Linked DNA regions of Homo sapiens: region 1 is linked to region 2. The links are chromatin loops, found by intact Hi-C in ENCODE. Cell type or tissue: heart left ventricle. All regions are shown on one strand. Links, peaks and the distances in the headings refer to the core of each region. The heading gives the core; the rest is flanking DNA. Region 1 overlaps ARHGEF7 (Rho guanine nucleotide exchange factor 7). Region 2 overlaps LOC105370364 (a long non-coding RNA gene).

What was found. A loop is a pair of places that touch in the nucleus more often than their neighbours do. Peaks named below come from ENCODE experiments on the same cell type or tissue, not always from the same donor. Only the 100,000 strongest peaks of a DNase experiment are listed, where the experiment ranks them.
Region 1: a loop joins it to region 2, with 2.6 times the contacts of the local background. A loop is called at or near these places in 4 of 110 quality-filtered maps.

Annotation. Positions count from the first base shown.
Region 1 is chr13:111,197,666-111,214,022 of GRCh38, reverse strand. ARHGEF7 (Rho guanine nucleotide exchange factor 7) reads right to left here. Exons shown (of 22, transcript NM_001354046.2): 3 at 8,650-8,734; 4 at 4,021-4,151. Among named protein-coding and RNA genes, the nearest start is that of ARHGEF7-AS1, 57 kb to the right of the region's middle. RefSeq lists enhancers at 1-154, 1,808-2,335, 7,158-7,657, 7,658-8,159, 11,278-11,327 and a silencer at 15,792-15,997. In heart left ventricle, for the core only: no CTCF peak of the experiment used is centred there; a DNase peak (open chromatin) is centred at 9,061; H3K4me3 peaks cover 3,585 bases; H3K27ac peaks cover 3,138 bases.
Region 2 is chr13:110,936,149-110,952,505 of GRCh38, reverse strand. LOC105370364 (a long non-coding RNA gene) reads left to right here. Exons shown (of 3, transcript XR_931732.3): 3 at 6,957-7,050. It also overlaps the pseudogene PARP1P1. Among named protein-coding and RNA genes, the nearest start is that of LINC00431, 22 kb to the left of the region's middle. RefSeq lists a silencer at 259-308 and an enhancer at 9,925-10,174. In heart left ventricle, for the core only: a CTCF peak has its summit at 8,021 (motif pointing left); no DNase peak of the experiment used is centred there; H3K27ac peaks cover 858 bases.

The sequences.
Region 1 (16,357 bases), core at 4,138-12,137, 260 kb before region 2:
GCAGTCATTACACTGAAGGACATGTGGGCTCTGTAATGTTCTTTCTGCCTATTACTCTCAAGACAGGTTACTTAGAACATGCCAAGAAGTGCTCCATCAGAGCGCAAGATGCATGGGACTGGCTGGAAAAGGGTGTCCTAGAAAAGGCTATATTCCAACTACACACTCTATACTACCACGTTCAGCCTAAAATCACGGCAGCTGAGTGAGGGGTCCGTTCACTGTCAGTAGTGTTACAGGAAGCTGGAAGAGATGGATTTCATCACTATTTTATCATTGTGGGGTTTTTTTCCCTTTTTTAAAAAGCTCTCCTGAAACTGTAGCTTGTTACCTGTCTGGACTCAACATGACACTCTAAGGGAATCTAAATCATTCAGTTGAGAAAAACAAGCCAGTCGTTACAACAACAACAACAAAAGGATATGCCACAGAATCCCATTGCTAAAAAAAATACAAAAATGGATAAAACTCATCTTCACCATCAGACATCAGGACAGCAGATACCTTGGGGAACGCAAGCTCCATCGAGGAGTTGGAGGCTGGTCATGCTCTGCCTCCTCATCTGGGTGCTTACACGGGAATGTTCCATGTATAAAACTTCATCATGCAATACATCACGCTGTATGCACACAATACATGAACTGGTTTTCTATGTACGTTACGTGTCAATAAAATTTAGTAACTGGAGGGGAGTGAAGACAGTTCCCCCACTGCCCTAACCCAAAGGGAGAAGAGACCCCATCCAGGCACACACGACCTGGCCGGGCACAGTCATCTATGCCCACCATGCTCCTTAACGGCCTCTTTCTGATGCCTGGAGCCAAAGCACCACCCATCAGTATCTTGGATATTAATCACCTGATTACTTTATTGTATCCCATGTTCTGAAATTACCCTAACAATCCAAAACCAGGACACTCTGGAGTGCTGCTTCACACCAACAATACCCTCTCCTCCGCTCTCTAAGAGCACCTATAATTTCCTTTACAGAAGGAGAAATGCTTGCCAAAGGACGGAGACACAATTTTTACTCCAACTTTACTATTTCTGAGTGCTGTGATCTTGGGTAAATATCTTCTCTAAGCTTCAGTTTCCTCATGTCAACCAATATAAGATGCCAAAAATTAGACAATGCCTTTATATTCCACCAAATACTGTCAATTACATTATGGCATACCATCAACTGTAAGATACACGTACTTCCAGATGTGTTAAAATGACTTAAAAAGAGAAGTCTTTGAATTGACAAAATATGGTATATGAAAATATTTAACAATGTGTACAATACATTTGGATATAATTTCTTGCATGTCTTGGAAATACACTCGGTGACTGGTCCAAAGCCAAGGTTAGCTGCCAGCATCAGGACTGTGCCAGACGTACAGGTCCCTGGTTTCCAGAAGCAGAAGCAGCACTTTAAGAAATCAAGTCACCTCTCCCAGAAATGAAGGATGATGGGGACAATCACCTCACAAACGCCATCCCCAAACTCTGAGAACAGCATTCAGCACTCAAGGCTGTACCAATCAGCAGCCAGCAGTTGAAGACTAAAAGCACAGCAGTCACCAGGAATTCCAGCGGTGTCGAACAAAGAGTGAAGTATGAACTCATGCCTTATCTATGAGAAAAACCATACCTAAATCTACAACTGGCGCCTACCACATTCTTCACCACCGAGGCCCATCACAGAGCCGAACTGGATAAAGAGCTCGATTTAGTTCAGCCTCTGGAAGTGGGTAAGAACTCTCCCCTGACTGTTCTTTCCTTGGAATGGTGGAGGGGCACCGCAGACAAGTGAAAACCTCCACTGCAGTGCAAAGCAGTAAACGCAACATCAAACTGTTCAAGCCTGCCTATATCCCAAGACAGGAAATCTGTCCCGAGGCAGGGGGCTGACGGTTTCACAGATGAAAAACAAGCTTATAAAAACAACCAGCAACTGCAGTGGTGGCTGGAGGACACATTCTTACACTGAAAGGGAGGCAGGTAATGAAGGAGCAACACAAGAGCAAAGGGGCATAAACAACACCAGCCCCTCAGAACACAGATCCTCGCCTGGGGGATGGAAGCGTCTTACGCAATCTCAAAGCTTAGGTTTAATATGATCTCAAAACTGACATTCAAGAAACTGCAAGTTGCCTTTTAGCTTAACTTTTTATCATGGAAATGTTCAAATGCACACAAAAGGAGAGAGTGACAGGTGGCCCTCCATGCATCCACTGCCCAGCTTCAAAGGAATGTTAGGCCATTCTTGTTTCAAGATAAGTTCTTAATTTTTAATCCAAGAAAACTACTACAAAGTGCTATCGATAAACTACACAGAAAAACCTAAGGGTAAAGAAACATTCATTCTTACCTAGCATGGCTGAGAGAGGTCTTGCACATTCCATCAAAGAGAAAGCAGCTCTCTAGCACCCAATCAAAACATCAGCCCAAAAAGACTTCACACAGGTCAGAGAGCGCAAGTCTATTTCTAGTATAACGAAATTTCAGCAGCTAATGAAAAATTAATCCAATACTTACTATGATCTCAGTAACATTACCAACAAACATTACATTTAACTTTATTTTACTTAAAATTATACATTTGTAATCTAGTCCTCTACTCAAAAAGAAAAAAAAATCAGATGAAAATTGCCACCAGTGAACGGGTGAGACAGCAAATCACAGCTTTACCCAAGGCGAGCTGATTTCTCTTATGTTTTCCTCATGTGTTTTACAGAGCTCATTTCAAGTGTGTTTAAAGTGGTTTGTTTAGTCCTCTTTAACTTGGAATCCTAATGCTCCCAATGGTAGTCCACAGAATTCTTCCAGAACAGGCTCCTGCAAAGCAGGAAACAGCAACAGCCAGGCCTCTCGGGGCTGCTGTGAGGACTGCAGCACTCAGGCCATGCAGCCCACCGCCCACCACGCCTGAAGCAGTCAGACCCCTCGGGGATCCTCTAAGAGGAGACACAGCAATGATAGCGAGCTTGAGTTCAAAAAGTTCAGAAACATAAAAATCACATTCCTCGCATATCTTTCCATTTTTCACACATGCTTCATAAACCACTGTAATTTATTTCCCTCTACAAATCACGACTCTATCTAAATTAACTTTTATTTCTTGAGGACCACCATCAGCTTACTTAGCAATACTCCCCCATGTTAAGGCAGAGGAAAATCCATGGACCCTTCATGACTCTAGAATAGGGTTCTCTCTAGACTCACGTTACAAGATCACTATGTTTCTAACAAAGTATGTACTGTCGCGAGAAAGCAGTGGTATCCCCAGCAGCCAATCGAAGTCACTGCCCGCCAGCTGCAGCTCAGAGAAGGGTGCAGGACTGCAGAGTGGCAGCCCTGGCTCTGCCCCAACACTCTACAGGCAGCCCTGTTTAACCCTGCTTGAGTTTCTCATTTTCAACTTCACTATTACATTCCATGGGCTTTACTCACAGCCTGTATCCTGAGCATTTTTAAACGAGTATTTTTTCACTCTCCACGACAACTGTTCGATCATCTAAGTTTCTTTCTCTGCGTCCCAATCAGTCATTCTAAGGGATTCCCTCCCCTGTAAACTAAATCCTGACTTAGTAAAGCACACTAAGCCATGCTTTCATGAAGAGAAGAAAGGCCAGATTCTTTAGTTTTAACCATCTCTTCTTTACGGAGCTGAGTACTTTTCCATACATATTTCTTATTCTCAATATTTCTGTACATGTGCATAGCTGATAATGCCATGCAAATGACAAGGGGTGTGTTTTTTTAAAGCAGCATCACTCCAGATATCGAGTCATGAGTCTTGCAATACAACCTAAAAACAAATGAGTTTCTCAAAAGCAATCATTAAGCATAATATCTGGATCATCTGGTAATGAGCAAATGCCAAACCAGATTACAGGCACAACGGAGGCGAAGTCCAGCTACCTTTGCCCTGTTTAACACCATTAATGGAGGCATACGTATCTTCTCAGATATATCCATACACACTCATATCCTTCCCAAACATATTTAAGTAACAAAATCTCTCAAACTTACCAAACTCCGATACTGGCCCTGGAACAGTTTTGAAGTCCGAGTGTGCAAAGACTGTGATCCAAGGGAGTCAAAAGACTTTATGCGGTGAGACGAGGGCCGGGCACACACGGAGTCACTCCCCAGCCCGATGTCTGCAAAGAGCATGCACACAGAAAAAGAGAGCTGAGAGCGCCTGATACCACGCACCCACACTACACACTAGACTTTAAAACTAGGGCAGCACAGAGGGACACACCAAAAGACCACAACAAAGCAGCCCATTTATGCAGAAAACAAAGAACAAATTATTTGCTACATAAATGACTTGCATTCATTCCCCAACTACCTTTCCAGAAATTATCTGGAGATAACTATTAATCAGTTCTTCTCTAATATAATTTTCAAAAGTTTGTGAAATGTATTATAACTTTTAAAGATTTTCCCTTCACCTGGAAAAAAAAGCCTCTCAAATTTGATTATGGAGCGGAGAACAACCAAGTACTGATTCTCCAAAGCATCACCACCACATGCCCACTTTTCCAGGACGATGTGTCATGCAATAAGCAACAGAAGGAAAAGACTCTTATTTAAAAGAGAAAATCCAGTGTATTTTTCAGCCAGAGAGAACCTTGTGAGGATTATTTCCCCAACACTAAGGCAGCACAGGCTCTACTCACCTCATGAAGTTGCTGACAGAATCAAAGTAAACAGACAGTAAGAGGCTTAGTTCTGTTCTCTGGATCTCCCTTCATAAGACACTCCACACAGGCCATCCAACAAATAAATAATAGCAATTTATTCTTAAAAGTGACTCAATTAAAAAAAAGAGAGAATGAGGCTGTGAAAAACTTTGCTGGGAAAATCGCTGTTCTGAGAGGCACGTGCCCGGCCATGTCCTAAACTCCAGGGAGGCTTCCATGAAAGCAACCCTAAGTCTCCAGGTCCCAGCTTCCTCCCAGGTGTTTGGATTGGCTTGCACGTATCTTATAAAATTCTGAATTAAACGGTCAACATCGAAAAGTCTGAAGGTATCACCAAAAACCCAGATTCCCCACTGCTCTTGACACATTTAGGATGTGGCCACACCAGGTCTATATCCCATCAGGTAAAGCTGGCTCAGAGCTGGGCAGGGGCTGTCCTGAGAGGACCCAGCACCCATGCCCTTCCATCCAGCTCCTCCCTTCACGCCACCTGCCTGACCCCACAGATGGGGGCTTGCTACTCCAACGATCTTAAATTCTTCTCAGGTCACCCCCTCACCCTACACTTCCCAGGACCTGCTGAGGGCAGGTTACGAGTAATCTCTATAGAGCACATTCTGCTTGAGAACACAGGGGTCTCAGGCAACCCGCAGCACAAAACCAGCTAAAAGGGCATTTCCAGCAAATTCTACAGGGCTCCCGGCCATGGTCTGCAGTGCTCTGCTGGCCACAGCCTTCCAGGAAATTCTCATACAAGGAGGGCCATCCTGAAGACATTCTGTACTTCCCCATCACCAAGCTTTCTTCTATCCAATTAAAAGGCCAGTTACAGTCAACTAAATGCCTTGAGAACACATATGATTTTAAGAGACAGAAGCAGAAAGACAATGACAATTTTCCCAAGAATGTCCACAGTAACTGTGGCTGCTGCAGTTGTCTTACTGTTTGCCAATCAAGGAAAGCTGAAATCTAGAAAGAAACGAGGCCAGGCGCAGTGGCTCATGCCTGTAATCCTAACACTTAGGGAGGCAGAGGCTGGTGGATCACCTGAGGCTGGGAGTTCCAGACCAGCCTGACCAACATGGAGAAACCCCGCCTCTACTAAAAATACAAAATTAGCCGGGTGTGGTGCCACGTGTCTGTAATCCCAGCTACTCGGGAGGCCGAGGCAGGAGAATCGCTTGAATCCAGGAGGCGGAGGTTGCGGTGAGCCAAGATCATGCCATTGCACTCCAGCCTGGGCAACAAGAACGAAACTCTGTCTCAAAAAGAAAACGTACGGGTATTGCCTTCCCACTGACTTCAAAAACAAAAACAAAGGGCAAACAGAAAAGCAAAGCATTCCTTCCATCTAGGAGGGGTCATTCCTATAGTTTAAAAGCTTAAAAGTACCAAGTTTATGTGGTAACTTCCAAATTTGTCTTTGTAAAGAACAAAGCTATCTATTTTACATCCAACACATAGCCAATGATACCAAGAACATATACAAAATACATTTCCATAAGGTAGAGGTAAAAACTAATAGCCTGAGAGCTACTGGATTCTGACTTCTCTTATTTACTTGTAAATCCTACCGTCTCAAACCTAGATGGTTGACAATCCCAAGACTGAGTGTACAAATTAAAGCCATGTTCTAAAGCCACTTCGTCCTAATTAGCACCCCCACTTACAGCAAAAGCAGAGAAAACATCTACAATGAAATTCAAAGTTACTATCTTCTGCTCCTGTGAGCAACCTCTAAAAAAGTATTCAATGGGAGCAGAGTCAAATTAAGGATTACTTGTAGATTTTACATATCTGTGCTATTGCCCCATCTGCCACAGAGATCTACGTTAATTATAAGGCACATCATTTAGGACAGGCATGGTGGCATAAGCCTGTAATCTCAGCACTTCGGGAGGCCAAGGCAGGCAGATAGCTTGAGCTCAGGAGTTTAAGACAAGCCTGGGCAGCACAGCGAAACCCCATCTCTACAAATATGCAAAAATTAGCCAGGCACAGAGGCACACACCTGCAGACCCAGCTGCTGAGGAGGCCGAGGTGGGAGGACTGCCTGAGCCCAGGAGGCTGAGGCTTCAGTGAGCTGAGATCACACCACTGTGTTCCAGCGTGGACGACAGAGCAAGACCCTGCCTCCATAAAAAATAATTCAAAACTCTGAGGCATGGATGAATATGAGTTTGCAGGCAGATTCCCCCATGTGGTCAGGACACATGAATATGCCACTTCTGTACATCACCTGTTGCAGTATTTCTTGTATTAAATTCCAGTGATCCACTCTAAATGTATGTCCTTTTCAATGTCATCCATAACTTTAGATAAGTGATTTTCTTTTTTTTTCTTTTTCTTTTTTTTTTTTTTTAGATGGAGTCTCGCTCTGTCGCCCAGGCTGGAGTGCAGTGGCGCGATCTCGGCTCACTGCAAGCTCCGCCTCCCGGGTTCACGCCATTCTCCTGCCTCAGCCTCCCGAGTAGCTGGGACTACAGGTGCCCGCCACCACGCCTGGCTAATTTTTTTGTATTTTTAGTTGAGACGGGGTTTCACCGTGTTAGCCAGGATGGTCTCGATCTCCTGACCTCGTGATCCGCCCGCCTCGGCCTCCCAAAGTGCTGGGATTACAGGCATGAGCCACCACACCCGGCTGTGATTTTCTTATTGTTTGTTCATATTAAAAGGATCATTTTTAGATTGTAGAGACAGAGAAGGCATTAAATAATGTGACAATTTTCATTAGTTACATCCATCTTCATAATCCTGCCATTTAAATTTTTGTTTCCTCGATGCTTTCATCTGAACAGTCCTTTAAACCTCAGAAGTCAAGCTGTGAACACGCAGCCACAGCCACACCTCTGCCTGGGGTCTGCCCCTGCTCCCAGGGATGGGGGCCAGTGCCTCTCGCCGGGGCATCAGCATCAGCAGCAGCAGCATCAGCTTCCAGACAGCAGTCAGAGCACACATGCGCTGGGAGGCAGCACCAAGGACAGTCCCTGCACCACCGATGAAGCCTCCGGGAGCCAGGAACTGCAGCCCCAAAGCATGCATAACCCCCGTCTCTCCTCAATGTGCAGTGAGGCAAGTACACCCCCCCCTCTGAAGGGCCAGACGAAGCTGAGAAGCGACCCCGACAAAATCAACTCAGGAGGTTTCTGTTTGAAAAGGACACGGCACTTTCCCCCACAAACCTGATATTTAACATCCGTGAAGGTAAATAGGAAAAAAAAATTACTCTAATAAGACCAAAAAAGCAACTAAAAAGTTCCTTCCTTTTGAGCCACACAGAAATCCAAGAAAGAGCTCCTCAGGGCTCATGGAGCATTTCCTCCGGGGACCTTGGCATCATGGACAACATGCACCTTCCCTCAGAGGACCTGTCTGAACAACTCCTGTCTTCGCTGTGGCCCATGAGAGGGGCACACCATGTCCCCAAAACCTCCTCTCCACTTCAGTACTAATGGGGGCTAGGACCACACACACCATGTACCTGGGTGCCACAGCCCTCAGGAGCCCTGGACAGGTAGTGTGGACTTTACAGGCCAATCCACGAGCCACTCCCTTATCATGGTCACAGCTCAAAACTTCTGCCCACTAGATACAAATTTTAACCAGCATACACTCAGTAAAAACTGAGAGAAAGGTGCTTCTAGCTCCAACACAGCCCATGAGCCTTCCCATAAGAACTAGACACTTTTCTCCTGCTATACGTTCAGGTGAGAAATCTCTCCACCCACAGAAAGGAAAACACCTGATATATACCAGAACATTTAAAGAAGATTCTATTCTAACAAGGCAAATAAAATATCACAGCAAAAGGAACAATCAAAACGTAATGCAACAAAAGCTTATTTTTTAAATTCAGTAATGCTCCCCTGGCTTTGGTAAAACAAGAAAACCAAAGGTGTCAGCCCGTATGTCTTCCCACCCCCTCGAGTTCAATAAAAAAGAGTCTTACCTGCTGTTACTTTATTTAGAGTCACTAAGGAACTGAGGACCTTGTTAAAATTCTGCCCCTGATACAAATCATTTGCATCAAACGTCTGAAAGGAAAAATTAAACAAGCAAAATTAGTAGAGTCTTATGTTGGGTGCAGGATGAACTAAGTTCTCCCAGCAACGCGACGATGCTCAGCCTGAAATCCTAAGGAGACCGCACAACCTGCGACAGGGAGACCAGCACGCTCAGTCTCTCAGTCCTGAGGTAAGAACCCAATCAAAATTCTCCTACTTAGGTGCAGGGTCCCCCCTCGGCATTAGGCCAATTCCCTACCCAACACCCGCCCCTGCCCCTCTGGAGTGTGAGCTCATTCACGGGGGCGGGGCGGGGTGGGGGGGTGGGCTGCTGGCATTCAGCAAGCAAGCACGGTGCTTGCGCAATCCTCCTCTCCTTAGATTAACACAGAGGCCCCAGGCAAGGCGTGCTACAGATGTTCTTTCCTAGCCACAGAAAATAAGGGAAAATGACAGTCGATTCCAAAGCTAACAGCAGCAAAAGAAAATGCGGACATCAGAGAGCAGAGTGGATGTGAGGGTAAAAGGAGGACAGACAGGAGAAGCAGATCCCAGATAGGAAAGGGGCAGGGACAAGAGACCACCACCCTCAGAGCTCTGAGGCCAGAACCAGGCAAGCCCACAACCGCATCCCCTCCAGTCCAGGGCTATCTAGAGCCCTGGGACCACGATGGAGCTGGTCACATTGCCACTGGCAGGCACTTCCCACCACCATCCTGGAGCTTGGAAAGGTAAAGCACATTGGTTTGCCTAGGTATGTGGCAACTAGTGTCTAGAACGCGTGTGCACACACACAGCCATGTCAAAACAAACAGAGCTCTCATCTCAGATACTGCCCAAAGACTACATATGGCTTCTGATCACCAAATAACCTCAAGCAAAGATAAACAGTCAAATCGTCCACAACTATGTTCCAGAAAAATTAAGAAAAAAATTCTTTCAGAGGTGCCAATAACAGAAAGATACATTTAAAAACCAAAACGTGTATCCTGTTGCCATATGTTCTAACTGAGATTACCGGAAATAAGCATCAGTGGACAAGGGCCCCACCTTCTCTCCAGGGCTGTCGTCTCCTCCTGTCAGTCCTGCCCTCTCCCCACACCTCTAGCAGACCCTGCCAGAAGCCCCACTTCTTCCTCTTCCTGCCTTCGGTCCCTTCCCTTTCCTGGCTAATCCTTATTCATCTTGCTTCCTGACACAGCCCTGCCTTGACAGCCTGGCTGCCCCCACCACACCCGGTCAGGTCCCCAGCCAGGCTCCCCCAGAACACGTGTCATGATAGTTTGATGGTGGATGTCTACAGGCCTCCCTAGACTAAAAATCTGCAGTGGCAGATTGTACATCTCCCAACACCCAGCACAGGGGCCGGTGCACAGTGAAAAGGCATCCGAATGGAGACGTGCACCAGCATCCAACCAGCCACCCACCCTGCAGGCACCGCATGCTGCTGTAATGAAGCTCACGCCAAGAGAAGCTAAGAAAAGTGACACCAAATGTGAAAAAGTCCTGCTGTATTATTCAAAATTCATCTGCAGCTAAAGGCCTTCTGTCTATAATTTTCCAAATAAGTAAAAATAGTCATGAGATGTTTAAACATAAATAAAGAAGAACCAGACTTTGAAAAACTACCTCAAGAGAAAAACCCACCAAATCACTAAAAGAGTCAAGAAAGGAGCTGAAAACCAGAGGTCACTTTCTTAAAGTTCACAAGGAAATATCAGATGGAACCACAAAACGTAAAAGGAAAGCTGTGAACACATCTAAGCATTCTATGTGCTTACCGATGCCATTTCTAACAAAAGGCACAAAATATAACTGATTTCATGAAGCTAAATCCTTCCTTTAAAAAACAGTCCTTAGAACAGATAGTCTTTAGAATCATCTTTCATACAGAATACATTTGTTGTAATATTTATTATTTAAGAAGAAATCCCAACTCAAATGAGAGCAGCATCTAGGCTGACATAACCACCTATAACAAATACGGGTTAAGCTGCATTTTTTAAAAGGAATTAAATAGGCCTCAGCTTCCTTATATGCAAAACATAAAATTTCTCTTCATCATAACATTTTTAAATAGGAGATCTGAATGTCTTTCAGCTCTACAGATCTAATCTTAGTGCTCTGAAAATTCAAGTCATTTTTTATTTTGTCAATTTTGTATACTACAAAAAGAAATACATACATAAATTTCTACTAACCTTCATAGTGGCAAGGCAGCAAGTCACAAAACCCAGAATAACAGGATGTGAAAAATGTGAAGTTTCCTGTTATTCCAGAACTATATATCTTTCTTACTTGGATACCCAGGAAGCATCTGATTGGCTGAAACTGCCCACCAATGGGCTTCAATATGACATCAGAGTTTAAGTGAATACACACACCACACTTCTCAACAGGAAGCTAGACAATGAGATGAGGCAAATCCTTACCCCTGAGAGGGGGAAAATGCACATTCTCAGCCAACAAAATGTTTCGATTGAAGTGCTTCTCTAGAGAAAGATAACAGACTATTTCCTAAAATAGAAATCTATTCAACAAAAAACAGAAACAGAAAAATCTGAGTACAGAGAAATTTTGTACTATGGGAATAATAGGGAAGTCTCAAAACTTTTATAGAAATCTCTCTGCAAAAAGTAAATCAGTGTGTATGTAAGAATTACCATGACATTTAGCACACTAAATTGTTCCCTAGGGTTATTAAAACAAGTGTCTTAGACGGGATTCATTCATTCCCCACCATGACTTGCTGGGTGCTTTAGCAGTATTTCCACTCTTGGCAATGGCAAGGAGCAGCAGGAGGGAAGGAAGTACAAACCATATTCCATTGTCTCCAGGCCTCCTTTTGGAAGCCTCAGCCTCAGGAGCAGCAATTCTCAGCAGGAGCTACATGTTAAGACCTCCTGGGGGGCTGTAAAAGGGCAGGATACTCCAGCAGTGTTCTGGAGTCCAGAGACTCAAATCAAAATGCCAACCCTCTCCAAGTGACTCCAACACACAGCCAAGCGTGAGAAGCGCTCCTGGTGAGGTAAGGAAGGTCATTAGGAATCCTGCCCAGCTGAAGCCTCAATGCCAGCACAGGCACACTTCCTGCCACCTGCACTACCCCACACAGGCACCATGCTGGGGACAAGGGTGGCTGCACAGACACACTTCGCACCATAATACGCTTTAGGATCTATCCATTTGAAAAAGCGTATTTCAAACACTCACCCTTACTTTTACATTTAAGTGAATTAAATGTGCAATAGAATGATCCGATACTCCCAAAATGAAATCATCCTACCAGTTTTCCACCAGAAAACTAACATTAAAATTCCTTAGCTTATTTTTGGTATTTTGCTCTCAATAGAAACTACATAATCAAATACAATACCAAATCAGGGATAAAAGAAGCCCAGAGTATTCAAACAAGGATAGAAAAATACCTTCTTAAAAGTGGCGGGGAGGGGAGTTCCCATGGTCTAACACTGAACCGCACAACACAATGCGGCACGTTGTGGGAAGGACACGGCGGTGCTGGAAGAAGGAAGAGGGCTGAGACTACGGAGCAGAGCCTCCCTGACCACCTGCTTGCTACAGCCCTGCATTGGGCCCCTTAGACCTCAGACTTCTCATCCTCACCAGGGAAAGGGGAACATGCTTGAGGACAGGAAGCAGCAACTGGAATGCCCCACACTTTCAAAAAGAAAAGGGCACACCAAATCTCACTTATCAAAACAGACCTACAGATAACTCCATTCTGCCAAGGAAAACTCTTACTTTTAAAAATGCAAAATAACCACAAGAAAAAGCCCACTGAACAGAGAGAAGAATCATCTACATGACTTACAGGTCAGCCCTCTCATTTAGAGATAAAATGAAGCCCCAAAGTACAATGACTTTCTCAACTCTATTCTCATAGAGTATGTTTACTGGACCTCGTTTCTCTTGCAGTGCTTTCCAGAAATTGCTTCTTAGGAAGCTGAATTGTAGCTGGCACTGTTTAGGAAAATTATCTTGCCCTCTGTGAAATACACAGGCCATATATAAAGCGATTTGGGCATAAAATAGAATGGCTAGAAGGTGCTAAACTATACAAACCATAGAAGAAAATAGTGAGACGCAGAGAAACTATCTGAGGAAGATTTCTGCAATCGTAGGTCGGAGAACCTCAGCCACAGGAACAAGGGGGACGATGGGGATTTGGACAAACACTGGGGAGAGACTGGAAGGAGCCAACAAGCCTGGGGATCAAGTCCTAGGTTCAGAAGACAATGGCATGGAGGACGACCAAGGGCATGGTTTTTTAATTGAAGGCCGAACTTCATTAATATTTAAGACTGAGGGAAATCCCCCCCGAGCCAAAGAAGAAAAAAATGTCTTCAGTATCTCATCCCCATTGTCTTTACCATGTCTTCACTGAACAAGCAGCTTCTGGGCACCTACAAAAGCCAGACATTAAGTCTGTCCACAATTCTGGGCCATGGAAAACAAGACTGCTCTGGATCAAGAGATTCCAGATGCCAGAAGGGGCCCTGCACTGGACCGTTTTGGATAAACCATCTACAAAGTGTACTTGGGAACACCTGGGGAAATGTAAATACAGACTACGTATCAGATGGTGTTGAGACATCAATACTAACCTTGTCATGTATGACAGACATTACAGTTTTGGCTATGTCAGAACATGGCGTTAATTTTGGAAAGGTCATTTTGAAGGATTTAGCTGGCACCTGCAGGGTGGATAAGTCTCCACACAGCTGTGGGTGTCCCGTTCCTCACCTGGGAAGGGAGAGAAGCTGAATCAGCTAACCTCTAAAGTCACTTCCAGTTGTAAAACTCAAGGATTCCTCTGACACAGTGTATTGTCAAAAAAAAAAAAAGACATGATTTCGAGCAAGGAAGCACCAGGGTCAAGAGAGCTGGCTGAACAGAAAACGAGAGAAAGGTGAAGGTGAGTGGTGAGGAATTCAGCAGCTGGCTACAGGACAATAAGAGAAAAAAAAATGAGTTAAGGCAAGTGGGCATTCATTCCTTTGTACCACAACTGCATCTCCCACACTTGGTTCCAGAGAAAGGAGGCTCGGCTTGGAGATGACCGGGAGGAAAATGAAGGATGCAGCAGGGAGGGCACTGGGCTCTCCCCAGAGAGGCCGCAGCCCAAGGCTGGTAAGGACCCCTCCCATCTAGGGGCCGAGAGAGGTGATGTCCACAGACACAGAAAGATGGTAGGGAAAAGTCGCCCTAGGTGTTGAGGAAGAGGAGGAGGAGTCACCGAGTAGTCCACGGCGGCAGAAAGCAAGTACCCGTAACATGAGTCAGAAAGGGCTTCACAGAGTGGGTGACAACTGTATGTGCTCCCAATGGAGGCACAGACTTTGGAGCAGAAAAAAGGAAGAGGGGTGAGCCCATGCAAATGTGGACCTAAGGCCACCATCTGTAACAGGCATATCAGGAGGTCACTGTCTGGTGCCCGTTCCCCACTGCTGTCCAGTCTCTAGGCCCAGGCTGATTGTTCCTGGGCACCCAGCACTCCAACTCCTAACCCCACAGAAGAAACTGAAGCCAAAGATGCTGGAACCAGTCATCAAAGGCTCTACAATCTGGCCCAGACTCAACTTCCAGCCTTAATTTTTGCCATGCCTCCAAAGGAATTCTATTTTAGCATATTCCTCATTTTATGGTTACACCAAAGCAGCCACATTTATTATTAAGTTTACCTCCTGAACTAACACCTGACAAAAGGAGGACTCATTTGGACATGAGGAAGATGGGGCTCGGCTGGTCACCAGCAAGCATCTGGCAGGCTAAGGCCCTTAGGGTAACCTTACAAGTATGCACAGGCAACATCAGGGAGCTTATAGTCACCTGTGCTCCCAAATATGAAAACCTCTGACCAGAGGACGACTACTAGCAGAAATATCCACAGTGGTTTCCAGGACAGCTTCAATCAAAAAGAGTATTATTCTAAAATAAAAAGGCTTCAGCAGACAAAAGTTCTAAGAGCTGATATTGACCCAAACTTAAATTTTCACATTCAGTACACTATGTTCCAACTTCCTCTGCCTCTCTAACCCAGGCTCACTGCAGCAGACAGTATGGCTGCTTTCATTCACTCCCCCTGCCCTTCGAGGAGGAGTCTACATCCAGCCCAGTGATGCCCATCAGCTTCCTACAGGCAGGGGCAGGCCTGGCCACATGACTTTCTCTGACCAATGAGATATTGAGAGGTGAAGCCAGCTGGGCTTCTGGGTCGGGTGGGGACCTGCAGAACTTTTCTGTCTAGCTAAAGGATTGTAAACACACCCATCAGCACTATGTGTCTAGCTAAAGGTTTGTAAACGCACCTATCAGCACTCTGTAAAAACGAACCAATCAGCACTCCGTGTCCAGCTAAAGGTTTGTAAACACACCAATCAGCACTCTGTAAAAATGCACCAATCAGAGCTCTGTGTCTAGCTAAAGGTTTGTAAATGCACCAATCAGCACTCTGTAAAAATGGACCAATCAGCAGGACGTGGGCAGGGCCAAATAAGGGAATAAAAGCTGGCCACCCAAGCCAGCAGCAGCAACCCACTCAGGTCCCCTTCCACACTGTGGAAGCTTTGTTCTTTTGCTCTTCACAATAAATCTTGCTGCTGCTCACTCTTTGGGTCCACACTACCTTTATGAGCTGTAACACTCACCGCAAGGGTCTGCAGCTTCGTTCCTGAAGTCAGCAAGACCACGAACCCACCAGGAGGAACAAAAAACTCCGGACACACCACCTTTAAGAGCTGTAACACCCACTGCGAAGGTCTGTAGCTTCACTCCTGAAGTCAGCGAGACCACAAACCCACCGGAAGGAAGAAACTCTGGACACATCTGAAGGAATGGACACATCTGAAGGAACAAACTCCGGACACACCATCTTTAAGAACTGTAACACTCACCGCGAGTGTCCACGGCTTCATTCTTGAAGTCAGCGAGACCAAGAACCCACCAGAAGGAACCAATTCTGGACACATTTTGGCGACCCAGATGGGACTATCGCCAAGCAGTGAGTATCATCGGACCCCTTTTGCTTGCTATTCTGTCCTATTTTTCCGTAGAATTCGGGGGCTAAATACCAGGCACCTGTCGGCCAGTTAAAAGCAACTAGCACAGCCACCGGACTAAAGACACGCGTGTCAGGCTTTCTGGGAAAGGGCTAACAACCCCCGACTCTTCAGAGTTGGGAGCGGTGGTTTGCCTGGTACCAGCTTCCACTTCTCCTGTACTTCCAGGCTGAGCCAACGGTCAACAGAGAGGAAAGCCATTCAACTCCGGGGTCCCAACAACAAGCTGGTTGACCCTGTGGCCATGAGCGGAACTCTCAAAGTTATGTCGCCCAAGTGAGACTCGCCCATCTATCCTATCCATCCTGACCCTTGCCTCCTGGGTCCTAATGCCTGTCAGACAAACGTCCTCTCACCTCTCTTCTCTGAGGCTAGTCCTGCTTCTAAAAACCACTCCCTGTCTCTAGTTCTTTTCTAGTTTCAGGACTCTGTTCCCTTCTTTAGGCACCCGGGCCCGCCAATCAGAAAGACATAATTTTTGCCCAAAGCCCTGTCATAGGGGGTACTATCTGGAATTTTAGCACCCCTACTCAGACAAGCAGGCCTAACAAAAGCTATTCCTGAAGCTAGGATA
Region 2 (16,357 bases), core at 4,170-12,169:
CCTTTACTCTGGGATCTCTGGAGTGCATGTTCAGGCACGTTCTCGCCCTCGGGAGCCACTGCAGGAACACAGGGCACAAGAACCTGAGAACCCTGCACTAACCAACACTTTACAGTTCCTCCCACACACGCCCATGCTCTCACTTCACGCTCACCCAAGGCTTCTGAGAGAGCAGGGCAGTTATCATCATCGCATTTGACAGAAGGTAAAACCAAGGTCTAGCAAATGACTTGCCCAAGCCACACAGTGAGTCATGAACCAACACAAAGAATGGCCTTCCCCAAGTGCAGCTTCACATGGTCAAAGACATATGCAAGGAAATAGAACAGCACATTTAGAACCAAGACAGAGTACTGAATCAACAGTTGCCAAGGAGAGAACTGGGAATCAGAAATCCCCACGCAGTGCATGAAAGTGTATTCGGCAGCAGGAAAGTTCAGCACTCTCTTGAAATCTTGCACCCAGAATGTAAATTCCAGTTCCTAGGATTGGTTCACCTGCCATCTGCCAAGGTCCACACTGTTGGTTCAAGGGAGTCAGAGGACACCTGACTCTGTTTACACATTCACTTGCCAACACACATTTCCAAATAGAGCTTGCAAACCGTATTAGCATCCCATCCCTGCATTTTAAAATAAAGCATGGGCCAAAAATGTTTATACATGTGTAATCAAGAAAACTTTTCCCCATCCCATTTTTTCCATGTTCTTAATCAAAGAAGTCCATATTAAAGAGGATTATGACAACAGCACTTCTCAGAAACATCAGAAAAAGCTACCCTCTTCTGGGAATACAGGCAGATTTTCCTTCGATGGTAATTTCAGCCTTGCAATTACCCCTGCCCAAGTCCAGCTGTAACGGAAGAGGCAGGAGGCAGGCAGACGCAGGCAAAAACATCTCCTTTGTGGAGGATAAACCCTTGGTGGAAGAATGTGCCCGCTGCCCCCAGTTGGGCAGATCTCCCGGTCTCTGTCAGGACTGAGGGACCCCTAGCACCCCCCACCCCCTCCCATGGGGCCAACCCTGGAAAAACCACAGCCCAGAGAAGCACAGCAGAAATGTCTCGTGGGCAGGCAGATGTCAAGACAGGGAGGCAGGTGCTGCCACAATGCCTGGTCCTCTCTCCCAAAGCTTCAGCTATGTCACTTCTCCTCCCCGGGGCAGGCGCAGAGAAAGCCAGAGTGCCCCTGGAGGGTTCCCTCAGGAGTAAGGAAAAGCCTCCCTCCAACAGATGAGTTTGCTGCGAAAAATACAAGTGTGCAAAGGCTCAGAGGGTGAGGCACTTAGACTCCATATGGTGTGAAATATCTCCTCTTTATCCTAGAGATTCAAATCCAGAAAGGACACCTGCCCAGCACACATGTGCAGGATGTCTGTGGTATACCCCACACCCAGGACCAGGTCACAGCTCCCGAGCCTAATTATGCTCCAGGCACCAGGGAGAAGAGCTTATTAAATATCCATCCCTGAGTCAAGCATCTCTGTTGGGTCCCAGGAATCTGCATCCCAACCCATTCCTCAAACAGTCCCCCAGTAAGCCAGCCTCTGGAGCCGGGAAGGATTGAACTGGAGATGTTCTGGGCTTATGCAAGAATAAGATTCTATTTAAACCTAACATTCTTAGTATCTCTGAATTTTTCCCACTCATTGGCTTGTGCAAATTGCCTGATGGTTATGGGTTAAATATCACTGGGCATCTCCTTGGCAGGCGAGGTCACAGGTGAGTCTACAGGAGGGACCTCAGGATCCAGCTCTGTGAATCAGACCCATGAGCGCACTGAAGGAATGAGAGGAAATAAGAACAGACTGAAGCCGTGAGGCCGAGGCTGAGATGGAGTCAACGGGGAAGGTCTGAGTCTGGGGAAGCGGCAGAGGAAGAGGGGACAGCATAAGGCACACCTGGCTGTCAGAGAAGCCACAGAGAAAGAGCCCTCCAGGGCCCTGGGGCCACAGCCGCCCTCTGAGGGCATGGTGGGCATGAGGGCAGCCCAGGAAGTCAGCCCACACAGTCCTGAGCCTCCACCATGTCATTGCTGCCTCCTCTGCTCAGCCCTAGAGGCCGCTTCAAGGCCTCCAGGTGGAGCCTTCCTCCCTACACAACTCCTGAGCTCGGGACAGCACCAGACTCCTTTGGGCCCCAAAAGCCACACTCTAGTGTAAATGAATCAATGTAATTGAATTGTTCTGCCCCTAACCACCAAGCCAAGACCAGCTGCATTAGGGACTGAGAGAAAAGAAAGGTAAGTGATGAGTTTGGGATAATGGGGAGGGCCAGTCTAGAAGGGGATGTGAGGACACACAGAGGCTAACATGACAGCCTGGTAGACTGGGGAGAGGGAAGGCGTGGTGCCTAGAGATGCCAAGCAAAGGGAGGGCAGGGGAGATTGGAGAGGAGCGTCCCCACGTAGGGTCTGCAGTGAGCAACAGATACTTGGTGACGTGGTGTATCAGTCTGTTCTCACGCTGCTGTAAGGACATACCCAAGACTGGGTAATTTATAAAAGAAAGAGGTTCAACTGACTCACAGTTCTACAGGGCTGGGGAGGCCTCAGGAAAACTTACAATGGCAGAAGGGGAAGGAAACGTCCTTCTTCGCATGATTGCAGGAAGGAGATGTGCTGAGCAAAAGTGGCAAAAGCCATTATAAAACCATCAGATCTCATGAGAATTCACCCACTCTCACGAGAACAGCAGCATGGGGGTAACCGCCCCTATGATTCAACTGCCTCCCACTGGGTCCCTCCCATGACATGTGGGGATTATGGGAACTACAATTCAAGATGAGGTTTGGGTGGGGACACAGCCAAACTGTATCACATGGCATCTCAGAAAGCCACCAGTCTGCAATAGCTGCTCAGTGGGCAACTGATGGCAAATTTAAGATGTTAAGTGGCTCTTTGAATATTCAGACTTTTTGTTTGTCCAAATATTTGGTTGAGGTGGGCTCCTCTACCCTCACAGTCACCAGGGGACAAGCAGGCTGAGGGCCCTGGGCAGGAACAAGGCTAGTGGTGTCACTTACCCCTCTTACATATGGGGACACATGGCAGAGGCCTCACATCCTTAGGCCCAGGCCCACCGTGACGGGGGAGGCCTTCCTAGGAGCACCCATCACAGCTTCCCATCAGAGCGCTTCCCGTGGGGACCGTGCAGCAGGTGGGACCGCAGGTGTTGCTGTTTGCATGGTCAGAACGGCCCGGTGCCCACCACTCCCTATGGCCTGTCCAGCCCTTGGAACTTCTCTGGGCGGTGTTCCAGGCTCCCTGAAGGGTCAGGCCGCCAGGCTGGTGTCCATTTTGCTTCTCTCCACCCTCGATTCTGGAAACGCCCCAGCTATGCAGGAGCAGATGCAAATCCCAATGCTCCTGGCATCAAAGACAGGGCATTTCCTTGGCTGGGCTGCCCCTTCCAGAATCCCACTCCTCCTCTTCAAACAGACGCACCTGACAAACACCTGATATGAGGCCTGGCTCCCAGTAGTGGGTTTTGTATCCATTTATTCCACAGGTAGGGCCATCCCAAGGATCCTGGTCCTCATTGTTTAGGGCCAGCCTGAGCTCCATCACTGACTGCTCCAGAGTGCAGCCTCTGCAGAACCGGCCCTGGGCCCCGCACCCTGCAGTTATGAGGCAGAGAGTTTTCAAAGTGGGGCTCAAAGGAACGAAAAACTCTCAGTTGTTACAGCAGGGAAAACCCTGTGGACACTGACCCCTTTCATCCCCTGGTTAGGCTAGCTTCCTTACACAATGGAAAACCTGCAGACACTCACTGGCTCTGCTCCTGGGGCTAGGCTAGCTTCCTTACACAATGGAAAATCTGCAGACATGACGACGAGGGAAGATGGAGCCTATCATGTGATTTCTCCTTGTTCTGATGCTGATCTTTTTTGGCATAGTCTTTTATATTTGGCTTCTTAATGACATCAATCATATTCTAATGGACGTTCCAAGAATGGTCTCAGAAGATAAAGGAAAAGTGGCACACAGCAGTGACTTCACTTCACTTGCCGGTGAAGAGACAGAGGGTGGTAGGTCTACACTCTCAGATCCAACCAATTCTCTCAGCATCTGTTGGAGCTGATGGGGCGTGGAACAAGGTTTATGGTGGCTCTCTGGGACTGGGCAGGGTCGAAGCTAATGGCCTGGGGTCTAGAGCCCCATGGCCTGGCTGAAAGGAAAAACAAGAGCTTGGAGTTAAGTCATCATTTTTTGTCAAATCTTGATCATTGTCCTGAATTTTTTCCACAGAAGAGGAGAGAGAAACAATGTGTGAGATGAAAAGCCTCACAGCTCTGGAAAAGGTCATTGACACTCTTCCAAGAGCTTTAGGTAAACAGAATGTGAGACCCTTCTGATGACAGTTAAGTGCCAGAATGGTTGCTGCTAGGGGATTTCTTTTCCCACTCAGCAGACACGTGTGTCTCTGAGCAGCTCCAGGAAGAGCAAGTGAGTCCAGCCCCCAGGTGGACCCGCCTGAGCTCCACGGGAGCCCCGTCCAGACATTCACCTGTCCCAACAAGTCCAAATTCAAGGAGTCGCAGGCCACATCAATGAAAGCACGCTCTCTCTTCTCAGCCCAGGAATAATCAGGACTCACAAGGCTGCCAGCACCCACCTACTCAAGGGTCTCAACCATGTGATGACGGGAGCCTTCTCCCCCATGACAGGCCCAGAAAGGGCCCCCACACCCCCTTCAGGAGGCCCCCCACCCTCTCGTGGGGTGGGGACCCCCAGTCCAGCCCTTCTCCACTCCCTGTTCACACAGCTCCACCACTGTCCACCTGCTAAGAGTTGGCCATGCAGATCCTGTGGCTTCTGTCCCTGGCCCCAGGCTTCTCAGAGCTTTCCAGAACACCTGGGAGCCAGTCCTGGGTGAGGCTGACAGCCCTCTTGTCCTCCCGGTATCCCTGAGTCACATGGCAGCCCAGTGTGCCCAGCCCCTCCCCCCATACCCTGCAGCACTTGCCCGTCCACGCAGCCTGAGACCCTCCGTCTGGAGCGCGTCACACCATGAATCCCGAGCTGCTGTCTGTGAACTCCAAAGACTTTGGCAAATGAGCCATTGCCGAGCCACATGGCTGGCTTTTCATAGCCCGAGCACAGAGCCAGACATTGAGACCCTGTCACCTTCACTCACCTCCACTGGTGCTTCCCAAGCACCCACCACGTGCCAGGCACTGTCCTAGGCTCTGGGGTTTCTACATAAAACAGAGAGCCCTGCCTGGGAGCTTACCTGCTAGAGAACAGTTAGGTGGGCCTCCCTGTCCCCTCTTAAAGCATTGGGGTTCTGACTTTTCCATCCAGCCTGTCGGCTGCTGCTCCCAGCCCCTCACTGTCCACAAGCGTGGGAAGCCGGCCAGCTCGTCCTTTGTTAAAATGCCGAAGAGGACGGTCCCGGGAAGCGTCGCTGGAGACCTCCCTGCTACACCAGTTGTCATCGAGCACAGGCCAGGAGCTTCTCTGAAGTGGGGCCCCTAGCCCCCCATGTTCAGACTTTGCCAGGCCAGTGTCAGTCCCAGGACCACAAAACCCCAGGCCACAAGGTCTGCTCGTGCCCCAGCAGCAGGGACCAGGCCAACACACGCGGTGTAGAAAGGGCAGTGAGCGGTCGTTCAAGCTACAGCCAATTTCCCAGATTGTGCTGCTGTCCAGGACAACCTCTGCTGCTTTAGATACAATTTCATGATTGACCTTGTCAAGATTCCAGTTCCCTGGGACTTGACTGTTCTGCAGGGAGAACCACAAATTCTCCTATAACTCTAACAGCAAAAGACAGGGGCCTCTGCACTGATGAAGCTCCTGTACGTCACCAGCACCTCTAGGTGTGGCCGTCGGCAACAGAAGCCCCGGAGGTGACAGTGGGGACTTCCAGAGCCCTGGCAATGTTGGACAGTGAAGAACCAGGAGTCCCCAACCTCCTGGTACTGACATCCCAGGAATGAGATCCACAGCCGGCCGCTGTGAGGGGAGGAGGAGGAGGACCAGCCCAGCTCCGCCAAGCTTGGAGTTGTCAATGGGTTTTGAGGGAGAATGCAGGGGAAATGACACTGGACAGGGTGGCCCCACAGGAGAGCCAAAGGCAGCCTGACGCAGCCAGCGCCCCCTCCGTCCTCCTGCCCCGGACACATCCACAGGGCTCTCCCCTCCCTCCACAACTGAGGGCTCAGTTCCTCCTGTCCCCTGGTGTCCCCCCAATCCTGCTGGTGCCCATCTCCCCTCACACTGCACGCTGCCAGGCTCATCTGAGCCCCCACCCCCATGCCCATGCCAGCCTGGCCCTCTCTGGGCCTCTTGAATCCTAGCACACCCGGAGCACCCCCAGGGGCCATCCCAGCACCTCCCACTCAGATGACCAACCGGCCTCATTCCATTCAAGGTGCCTCTCCCTGTCTCTCCTTCCAGTCACCCAGCGCCTTCCTGGGAAACTGAAAGCAAGAATTCTGCTCCCTGAGCCCCACACCCACTCATAGAGCCAGAGGATCAGGCTCTGTTGGGGGCTGGGTGGGGCTGGAGCACAGGCTTGGAGCCGGTCTGACCTGGGTTCCAATCCCAACTTGGCCCCTATGAGCTGTGTGACCTTGGGAAGACCTTGGGCAAATGACCGCGCATCCTAAGCCTTCTTCATCTTCAAAGTGGGATAATCACAGCACCTGTACTGGGTGTTGAGGAGATGGAAGGAGATGCTGTCTGCAGAGGGTTGAGTGCAGGGCCCGGCACACAGGGAGCGCTTGGTACTCACCCCCTGCACCTGGGGAAGGCCACCCTGTGCAGCCCTAAGAAGGCATCTGTGTGGGGCGTGGACACTCAAAGAAGGGGAGTCTAATGCTACCAGCCACACCCGTCAGCCTCACAGCCCATGCTTATTGGTGGAGTGAGCCACGGTGGGTCTGAAACATAGGCTCTAAGAACAGTTAATGAAACACCCAGTTTCTCAAGAAACTCTGTTCTTTCCAACAGGAGATCATCTAAAGCAGAAGAGAAAGCTGCATGAAAGTGTACTGAGAGCCAGTTACTACAGGCGGACGCCACGCCAGGCTAGGACTAGGGCCGCCGGCAGAGCCTGCACTCTCCACTCACTCCCACCCTTGGGGCAGACGCCGAATTATGGAACATTCTGTATAAAGGAAAACTGTCTTATTCTAAGGATGACAAACAAAATAAACATATTTAAATATTAAGTTAGAGGCAACATGGTTTTTTTCCTTAATAAAAAGAGATGAAAACCTAATTAACTCTGGAAAATAACAGCATTCGAAGCTTGCTATTGTCTGATAGCATAAGCTTTGAAGAAACATAACCTCAGAGCCTGCGTATTTGTCAGCGTTCTCTAGGGAAACTAATAGGATGTGCGTGTATGTGTGCGTGTGCATGTGTGTGTGCGTGTGCATGTGTGTGTGCGTGTGTGTGGATGTGTGTGCGTGAGTGTATGTGTGGTGTGTGTGTGCATGTGTATTTGTGTGTGTGAATATATGCGTGTGTGTATGTGCGTGTGTGTGAGATATTTATAATATGGAATTGGCTCATGTGATTATGGAGGCTGACAAGTCCCAAGACCTGCAGAGTCTACAAGCTGGAGACTCAGGAAGAGCTAATGTTTCAGTTCCAGTCTTAAGGCAGGAAACAGCCCATGTCCCAGCTGCAGGCAGGCAGGAGGAGTTCCGTGTATTCAGAGCAGAGCCAGCCTCTGTCCTGTTCAGGCTTTCAGAGTTGGAGGACACCCACCACCCATCTAGGGAGCCCCGTCTGCTACAATCAAGCTACACACTCAAATGCGAATCTCTCCCAAAACACCCTTACAGACACACCCAGGAGAATGTTTGACTGAATATCTCAGGATATCACAGGCACCCTGTGGCCCAGTCAAGTTGACACATAAGATTCACCATCACAGCCCGTGATGGATTATGTCTAAGAACAGAGTCTAGGAAAGTCTGCCCTCTCACCCTTTCCTACTGCAGCACATTGCAAAACACACATACACAGGTGCAGAATATGTGTGCACACAGAGAACACCACTGCCTCCTGGTGCTCAGCAAGGGCTCTTTGCGCTTTTGTGGTGTGGAGAGGGAACAGCATTACCAAAGTGTCTGGGTTGAGTGTCACAGAAAGCCAGGGCTCATATTCTGCCTCTGTGTAGTCAGGCTAGTCACGACCAGGGGCCAAACTCAAAGGTTGTTAACAGTATTTTGAATGTCAGCCCTGAAGGAAACCAAAGTCTCTACAGAGGAAAACAAAACAAAACAAAACAAAAAACAAAACGCTTTCCAATTCCCAGGAAATGACTCACTTTCAAGAAATTTTCAATGCATTGAAATTCCAGTTTATCAAAAGGGAAAAAGTTATGGTGAAGAGAGAATGGAAGGTCGTTGGGGAGCTGGCAAAGACTTGTAGAGATAAACCCTGTCATCAGTATTTCACCTGCAAAGGACTCGACTCACCAACATTCTCTGGGAAACAAGAACCTTTCTTTCAGCAACTGTCAGCTTGTTGCAAGTTTTTGTATGCAAACTGGTTCTGGCTGTAGACAAGCTGTACCTACCTCTGTTCAACACATTGATATGATCAGGCTGGGGGGTGTTATTTACATTAAAGTGTGTGATTTTTCCCATTTCTCCAGAAAGGCAGGAGAAGTTCATGATCGTATCTTAGAACATCTCTAGATAGAGAACTTTTGTTCCCTAGGGACAGTCTTAGCAATGGATTGGTGTTCTTTCCAAAACACCATTCCAAAGGCGGTTAGAAATGGAATCAAATGATGCCATTTTATTTGTAATTCCAGCTGTGCTCTCTTCTGAAAAGACAAAAATGTCCCATCACCTCTTTCCATGATGTCCTGCTACTGACTTACTCAGTAACTAGTGAGTCACTAGTCGCTGCCTCAGTTTTCTCATCTGGACACAAGGGGTTGCATGAAAGGCCTGGAAGGGCTATTCCAGTAAAAACAGTCTCTGATTCGAATCCCTCAGTCCTTTGTTTGCCCTTCCAGTAAGTCGGTAGCAGGGCAGGATGCAAATATTTCTGATGCCCAACACTATCCTATTTCTACTAAACCATTCCATAATTGTTTATCAATAAATGGATCAACAAATGGATATTTCACTGTTTATTTAGTTATTTATTTATTTATTTTTGAGACGGAGTCTTGCTCTGTCACCCAGGCTGGAGTGCAGTGGTGTGATCTCGGCTCACTGCAACCTCTGCCTCCCAGCTTCAAGCGATTCTCCTGCCTCAGCCTCCCAAGTAGCTGGGACTATACAGGTACCCGCCACCACGCCCAGCTAATTTCTGTATTTTTAGTAGAGACAGGTTTTTGCCATGTTGGCCAGGCTGGTCTCGAACTCCTGACCTCAGGTGATCCACCCACCTTGGCCTCCCAAAGTGCTGGGATTACAGGCATGAGCCACCACATCTGGACTTCATTTTTGTTGTTGTTCTTTTTTTAATTTTTAGTTTTTCCTCAGCTCTCCCCTCAACAACTGGATATTTCAAAAAGTGACTATTTCAATGTGAATTATTTTCTTTGTCTTTTGGCTTTATACTTGACTTCCAAGAAACATTTTTTGTGATTGATGAATTGTTCCCATGCACATTACATCACTGAATCCTCACAAAAGTGCTGTTAGATAGACATCACCTCCACTTTATATGAGGAAGACTGAGGACTCAGAGATAACCAACAACTTACTCACCGTCACACCATCATGTGGCCAGTGGTCAGTGGGGATCAACATTCCAGCCCAGGCCTTCCAATCCAGAAGCCACAATCTCCCCACTAAATTTCTTAAAATCATGACCGCATCATTGTTTGCCAATCAGGATATTTTGATGGAATCAATTTTCCCCCAGGGAATGCTCTGACACCATACTGACCCCAGATAAGACTGTATTAGTCCGTTTTCATGCTGCTGATAAAGACATACCTGAGAGTGGATAGTTTATAGAGAAAAAGAGGTTTAATGGACTCACAGCTCCATGTGGCTGGGGAGGCCTCAAATCATGGCAGAAAGTGAAAGGCATGTCCTACCTGGCTGCAGACAAGAGAGAATGAGAGAATGAGTGAAAGGGAAAACCCCTTATGAAGTCATCAAATCTCATGAGACTTATTCACTACCCTGAGAGCAGTGTGGGGGAAACTGCCCCCGTGATTCAATTATCTCCCACCAGGTCCCTCCCACAACACATAGGAATTATGAGAGCTACAAATTCAAGATAAGATTTGGGTGGGGAAACAGCCAAGCCATATAAAAGACAAAATATACAAATTCTCTTTCATTATCTCGCTATAGGTTGAACAAGTGTGCTTGACCTTTTCCTTTCCTGTTCTACCCCTAAATCTTATAACATCTCTCATTACAGTAATTTTCAAAACTAAAACTTTAATAATTTAATATTTTGGTCACATAAAAATGTTTCCAATCTAAGTGACAGTATCAAAAAACAGCTGAATCAACATGTTGGGTCCTTGGCAGCCAAATTTTCATCCTCACCCAGTGGCAATGAGGGAGCAATGCTAGTGGCAATGCCAGTCACAGCCAAATTCTGCCCCACCTCCTTCCCATACTGGCAGGGCCCAGCAGGGAACTGAACATCCACCCCCACCCATGCCTACATGCAATGCATAAACAGGTAAGTGCCTGTCCAAAAAGACTGAAGAGGACCCACAGTCTTACAACATGATGCTGAAAATGTTCGGGGCATGATTTCAAAACTGCTGAATATACCAGGAACTAGGATGATTGCAACTTGAATAAGAAAAGACAATAAACAGATGCTGTAGTGGGTTGAAACAGTGGCCCACAAAAAGATAAGCTATGTCCACCTTTTGGAACCTACAAATACAGCCTTACTAGGAAGTAAGATCTTCATAGATGTAATTAAGTTGAGGCTTTTGAGATTTGATAACCCTGGGTTCCAAATTCGCCAACACATGTCCCCATAAGAGGAAGGCAAAAGGAGATTTGAGTCAGAGAAAAGGAGAAGGCCATATGAAGATGGAGGCAGAGACTGGACCTATGCAGCCCCAAGTCCAGGAATGCTGTCAGTCACCAGAAGGAAAAAGCAATGAATGCAATCTTCCATGGAAGACCCTCTGGAGAGAGTATAGCCCTGCTGACACCTTGATCTGTCTTCTGGCCTCCAAAACTGTGAGAGAATAAATTTATGTTGTTTTAGGCCACACAGTTTGTGTTGCTTTGTTATGGCAGCCCTAGGGAACCAATACAGATGTGAACACTGAGATGATATCTGACATGATTTTAAAGCAACAATTCTAAAAATACTTCCATAAGCAATTATAAACCCTCTTGAGACAGAATTGAGAAGCTTGGAGATAAAAGCAACAGGTTGCCTCTTTCCCGCCCACCCCCTCCACCCCACCAGGTTTGAATGAGCACCCCAAGGGCCTGGTCTGTTACAGACAGATGAAACGTTTTATTTAAAGATAGGAGGGCCAGGACTGGGGCTGTGTGAGGGCTTGCTTTAAATCCTCCACTGCCTTAATTTCTTCTGGGGACCTTTGCAAGGGGTTGGGTTCCCTTTTTAGTAACTTAAAATACAGAATCTTTGTCCTTTGAACATATGAGTCCATCCATAACCTACAGTAGCCAGTTAAACCTAAAAAGTTTTGGAGTTCTCTCTTTGTCTTAGGCAAGGGCAGACCCACTATTCCCGATATTCTCTCTGCGTTTATTCTCTGCTTTCCTTCACTAATTAGGTGTCCTAAATATTTAACTTCTCCTACAAATTGCGATTTGGTTTTGGAGACTCGCAACCCCTTTTCCCCTAGGAAATTAAGTAAGCTTATGGTGGCTTCTGATACCTCGGCCCTCCTTTCCCCAGAAATTAGAAGATCATCCACATATTGTAACAGCTGGGTTTCTTTGGATGGTTGGAATTCCTCCAGAACTTTTTCTAAGACTTGACCAAGTAAGTTTGGGGCTTCCGTGAAAACTTGTGGCAGCACAGTCCAGTGATACCTCTGCTTTCTCCCAGTTATGAGGTTTTTCATTCAAAGGCAAAGAGGTCCCTACTCTTAGAGTCTAGGGGACATGGCCAGAATGCATCTTTCAGATCCACTATGCTGAACCACTTATGTTTATAGAGTATTTTATTAAGGTGGGTGTAGGGGTTAGGCACCACAAGATGTCAAGTTTGGACAATTTTATGTATAGACCTTAGATTTTGCACTAATCTGTATGACCCATCTGGTTTCTTTACTGGGAGAACTGGAGTATTGTATGGTGACATACAGGGTTTCAATAACCCATCTTTTTTTTAGTATGAAATCAATTTTTATTTTTAACTAAAAATAAATGCTTAACATCTTTCCAAAATCAAAACTAAAGACAAACAAACAAAAAAAAAGGGTGGAAACATATTTTTTCTTCCCTGGGGAAACCACTAAGGCAGATATTGTAGCACAGCTTGGTTTTTTCCAGAGGACTAATCCATGCAAACAGAATCTCTCTCCAGCTTGTCAGTTTTATCTACCTGGCAAGAAAAAACAAAAACAACCCCTCCCCACAAACACAACACAAAACAAGAGACTAAAAAATTTGGGAAAAAGCTTTTAATGCATTTCTGCAAAATCCTTTCTGAGGAGGTTTAGTACAGGTACTACCCACCAGCAACTTAGCCAGCCAGGTGAGTTGGTGCAGAAGCGCTTAGGGTGAATTAATACCAGAGTCACCGTGTGTGACTCAGCCACCTCTCCCAATTACCACAAGGAGGTCTTAAAATTGAATTTCAGTTTCAGCAGATATTTCAGATTTACCTGAGCAATATCATAGACAATGTACTCATTATACAGTAGACAGGTGTCATTCACACCAGATGAAACCCTGGTCCCAAGAGGAACCTCTACACCATCCAGTGGGATACTAGCTGAAAGGTCAGGAGTAGTTTTGCCCAAACCTTTGACACTGTGCTTGCCCTTGGGTAACTTGCTGATATGTGAAGCATGCTTCAGTTCACACACGTTTCCAAGGGCAACTTCTTCCGACAGGATTAACCCTATTGGGTCTTCCTAAGATGTATGGCAGTCGTTGGCACTCTTGGAGACAAGATCAGCGAAATAGATCACTTTACCAAACATGTAGCCCATCACAGGTGCTTCAGGCAGGGCTATCCAAAGACCCAGGGACAGGATCCCAGCAAAGTTGGTGGTCCTGGACCCATGCCACAGCAACCTTCAGTTATGAAGCTGCTTAAAGGGCTTGTAGTGCTGGCACTCCTCTTCACACTCTATCTTAAAGCTATCAATGACTTCCAAGTCATATGCATCGTGTGTGGTTGGTTGCATGAGTGTTCTTAACATACTTCCTGATGATCTCAGCTTCTTCAGAATCTCTGTCAACCACCTTAATGTCAGTTTTGAGCTTCTCATAGTTGACATCGATGGAGTCCTTCCTGCTATCGTGAGACCCTCCCCTGAGCAGACCGTAGGCTACCTCAATGTCCAGCAGGTTGTCCAGCATTTCTACCTTGGCCTGCACACTGTCTGCATTGTTCAGGAGCAGAGGATCCTTCATCCCAAAGTCGTGGGGGATCAGGATGTAAAAGCGATTTGAGAAATCCAGGATCTGAGAGTCGCTGCTGCCCTGGGACACCACCTGCTGGACCTGAGGATGGAGTACGCGGCCTGGATTTGCCTTTTGCTCAGCTTCCCCAAGGGCATCTGAAGGTCGATCTCACACCCCACCATGGCTTTGCTCATACTTTCCACATCAAAGATCATCTTGATGAGGTCCTGAACTGGCTTGGGGAGCATGGACTTGGTGCCAGGATTTACTGTCGGCTTCTTCACCGCCTCTTTGTCCTGGCCGTAGTCAATCTCCAGGGGGTAGAACTTTTTGGGATACTTTGTGAATTTTTGGAGTGCCAAGCATTCCTAGTTTTTCTTCATATAATTTCATGAAGTGTTCAGTGGTGTCCTCCTTGGACAGCATCTGTTCCAGTTTGTTGCTACCGATCACCGTGCCCACACGGTCCCAGGACTTGAATATCCAATGCCTGCTTTCCTTGTCATCCTTCAGCAACTTCAGCTTGTAATAGGAGTTGGTTCCTTTAACGACGTCCACCAGGCTGAGGGTGGCACTGAAGACCTTCCCACCTTTCTCCAGAACATGTGCAGAGTGTTCCAGACCAGAGTCAGGATCCACAGCTGCTCCTCCTTTAAGAGTTAATTTCATTCTCTTTTCAGATTTGTTGATACCTTCCTCCTTGACCTGGCCCTTGCTTTTTTTGGAGAGCACAGCTCCTGACTTCCCTCTTGGGGCTACGACTTCAACAGGCTCTGCCTTCACTTCTGCCCCCCAGGGGGACAAGATGTGCGCTGAGAACAACTCCTGGAGCCCCTTGGTGGAGGCAGAGAAGTCCTGGAGGAAGTCCTCAGACACAGCTCAGATGTTGGCTTCTTTCACTTCCTCCATCTTCTTCTTCTTCTTTTCCACCTCCTCTTTAGTGCTGATGCACGGAGAAGCCTTGTTGGCCGTCCCCATCAACTTTCCCCCGAGTTTCTCAATCGTGGCCTTCACTTCATCCTTGTTCCGGGAGAGCTTCCCAAGAGTAAGGATCTTCATGTTGGATAACGGCTTATCTGCTGGAGCAGAGGCGTTCATGGCAGCAGGCTCGGAGGCTGTGGAGGGTGGGGGCATGGCCGCCACTGGGTCACTGGTTTCTGGGGGGAATATACGGTCCTGCTTTTTAACCTTAAATTTCTTGAGTTAAGAGATTTCTCGGTGGGATCACCTATTCCTTCTGGTTGGGTGTCCATGTCTTGACCATACACTTGGTCCAGGCCGTGACGTCCCCGGTGCAGTAATAAGTGTCGCTCTTGAAGACCAGCTGACCTGAGCATTCCTCACAGGGAAGGAGGGCACCGAACGTCATGCTGTCAGCTACTCGGTCCAAGATCGCCGACTCCCCGGAAGGCACCTGCTGCCTGTTGAAGATGAGCATCTCCTTCAGGTCATTAATAGAGCACACTTTCATTAGCTCGTCCTTGATGTTCCAGATCAGGTCGTTCTGGGCCTTTAGGGCCTTTTCAAGCTTACCATCCTCGTCTTTTTCTTTTTTAGATTTCTTCTTGGCCACTTCATCCACTCCATCCACCTCATCGCCTTCTCTCTTTCCTTCACTCTTGACTCCTGGGAGCTGCTTCTTCAGGGTTTCTTTATCCTCTGCAGCGAGGAGGCTGAAGCCCTTGAGCTGACTCGCACTGTACTCAGGCTGGAAACCCAGCTCCTCCCTGTTCTTGACAAAGCAGCCTGGGTGGTACCAGGGGTCAATCATGCCTAGCTGAGGCTTCTCAGGGTCCAGCATCTTCTTGGATAGGCGCATCTGGCCCTTTTCTATCTTCTCCATAACACCTCTTGCACTTGCTTCTGCTGGACTTGGCCTACTCTGCTGCAAAGTCACCCAGCGTCTTCTCTGCCTTGCTACCAATTCCATTCTGGCCTTTGCCCGTCACTCCTCCAGCGTCAGCTGTCTTCTTGACTTTCTGCTGGTCATCCCACCAAAGCTCAGAGAATCCATCCACCTCAACGTCAGGGTGCCGCATGGAGTGGCCCACCTTCCGCAAGCAGGAGAAGTGGTACCAGTGTGGGACTTCTCCATCAAACATGGACTATTGCACCATGATGGCCATCCGCAGCGAGTCCTTGGGGATGCTCTCGCTGCATTTCTTGCAAGAGGTGCGCCCGCTCTTGGTGTACTCCACTCAGTAGAGCTTATCCGAGGACTCTGCCATCCTCCCACAGTTGCCGCCAAATCCCAGGAGCCCGACGCGACGACCTGGAGACACGCGCTTCCGCCGCCTGCGCCTGGAGCTTCCGCCTTGCCGCCCCGCCCACACTCACCTGGCCGCAGGCTCCCGAGTACCCAGCTCAATAGTTCGTCTTTAATTTGTCCTTCTATTACCGGTTGGAGACCTTTCCTCCCTTCATGGGTATGGGATATTGTCTCCTGTAAACTCTTTCTCCTGGATGTTTTCATTCGGTCTGTAAGGGTGTGATTTTTTAATCCTCCCGTTGCCTTCCTTAACCCACAAAAGGGAGTTAATCTTATCTTCTTCCTCCTCTGTTAGGAGAACCATCATTAGTTTTATTTGTCCCTCCTCTACTCCTAATCCTAAAGCTAAATCTAATCTACAATCAGGTCTCAACCCAGGAGGTTAGTTCCTGCTTTGGGAACATGTAAGAGTGACTCCTTAATTGGTTCTGATTCCTGCCTAATTAACATTTTCTTGAATATTGGAACTTGAAATCCCTCCCCTTTTACTCTGATACTGTTAACTTTTCCTTAGAGGGTATGTGCCCCTTGGTGGGTATATTAAGGAAGAGCAAGCCACTCCAGTGTCG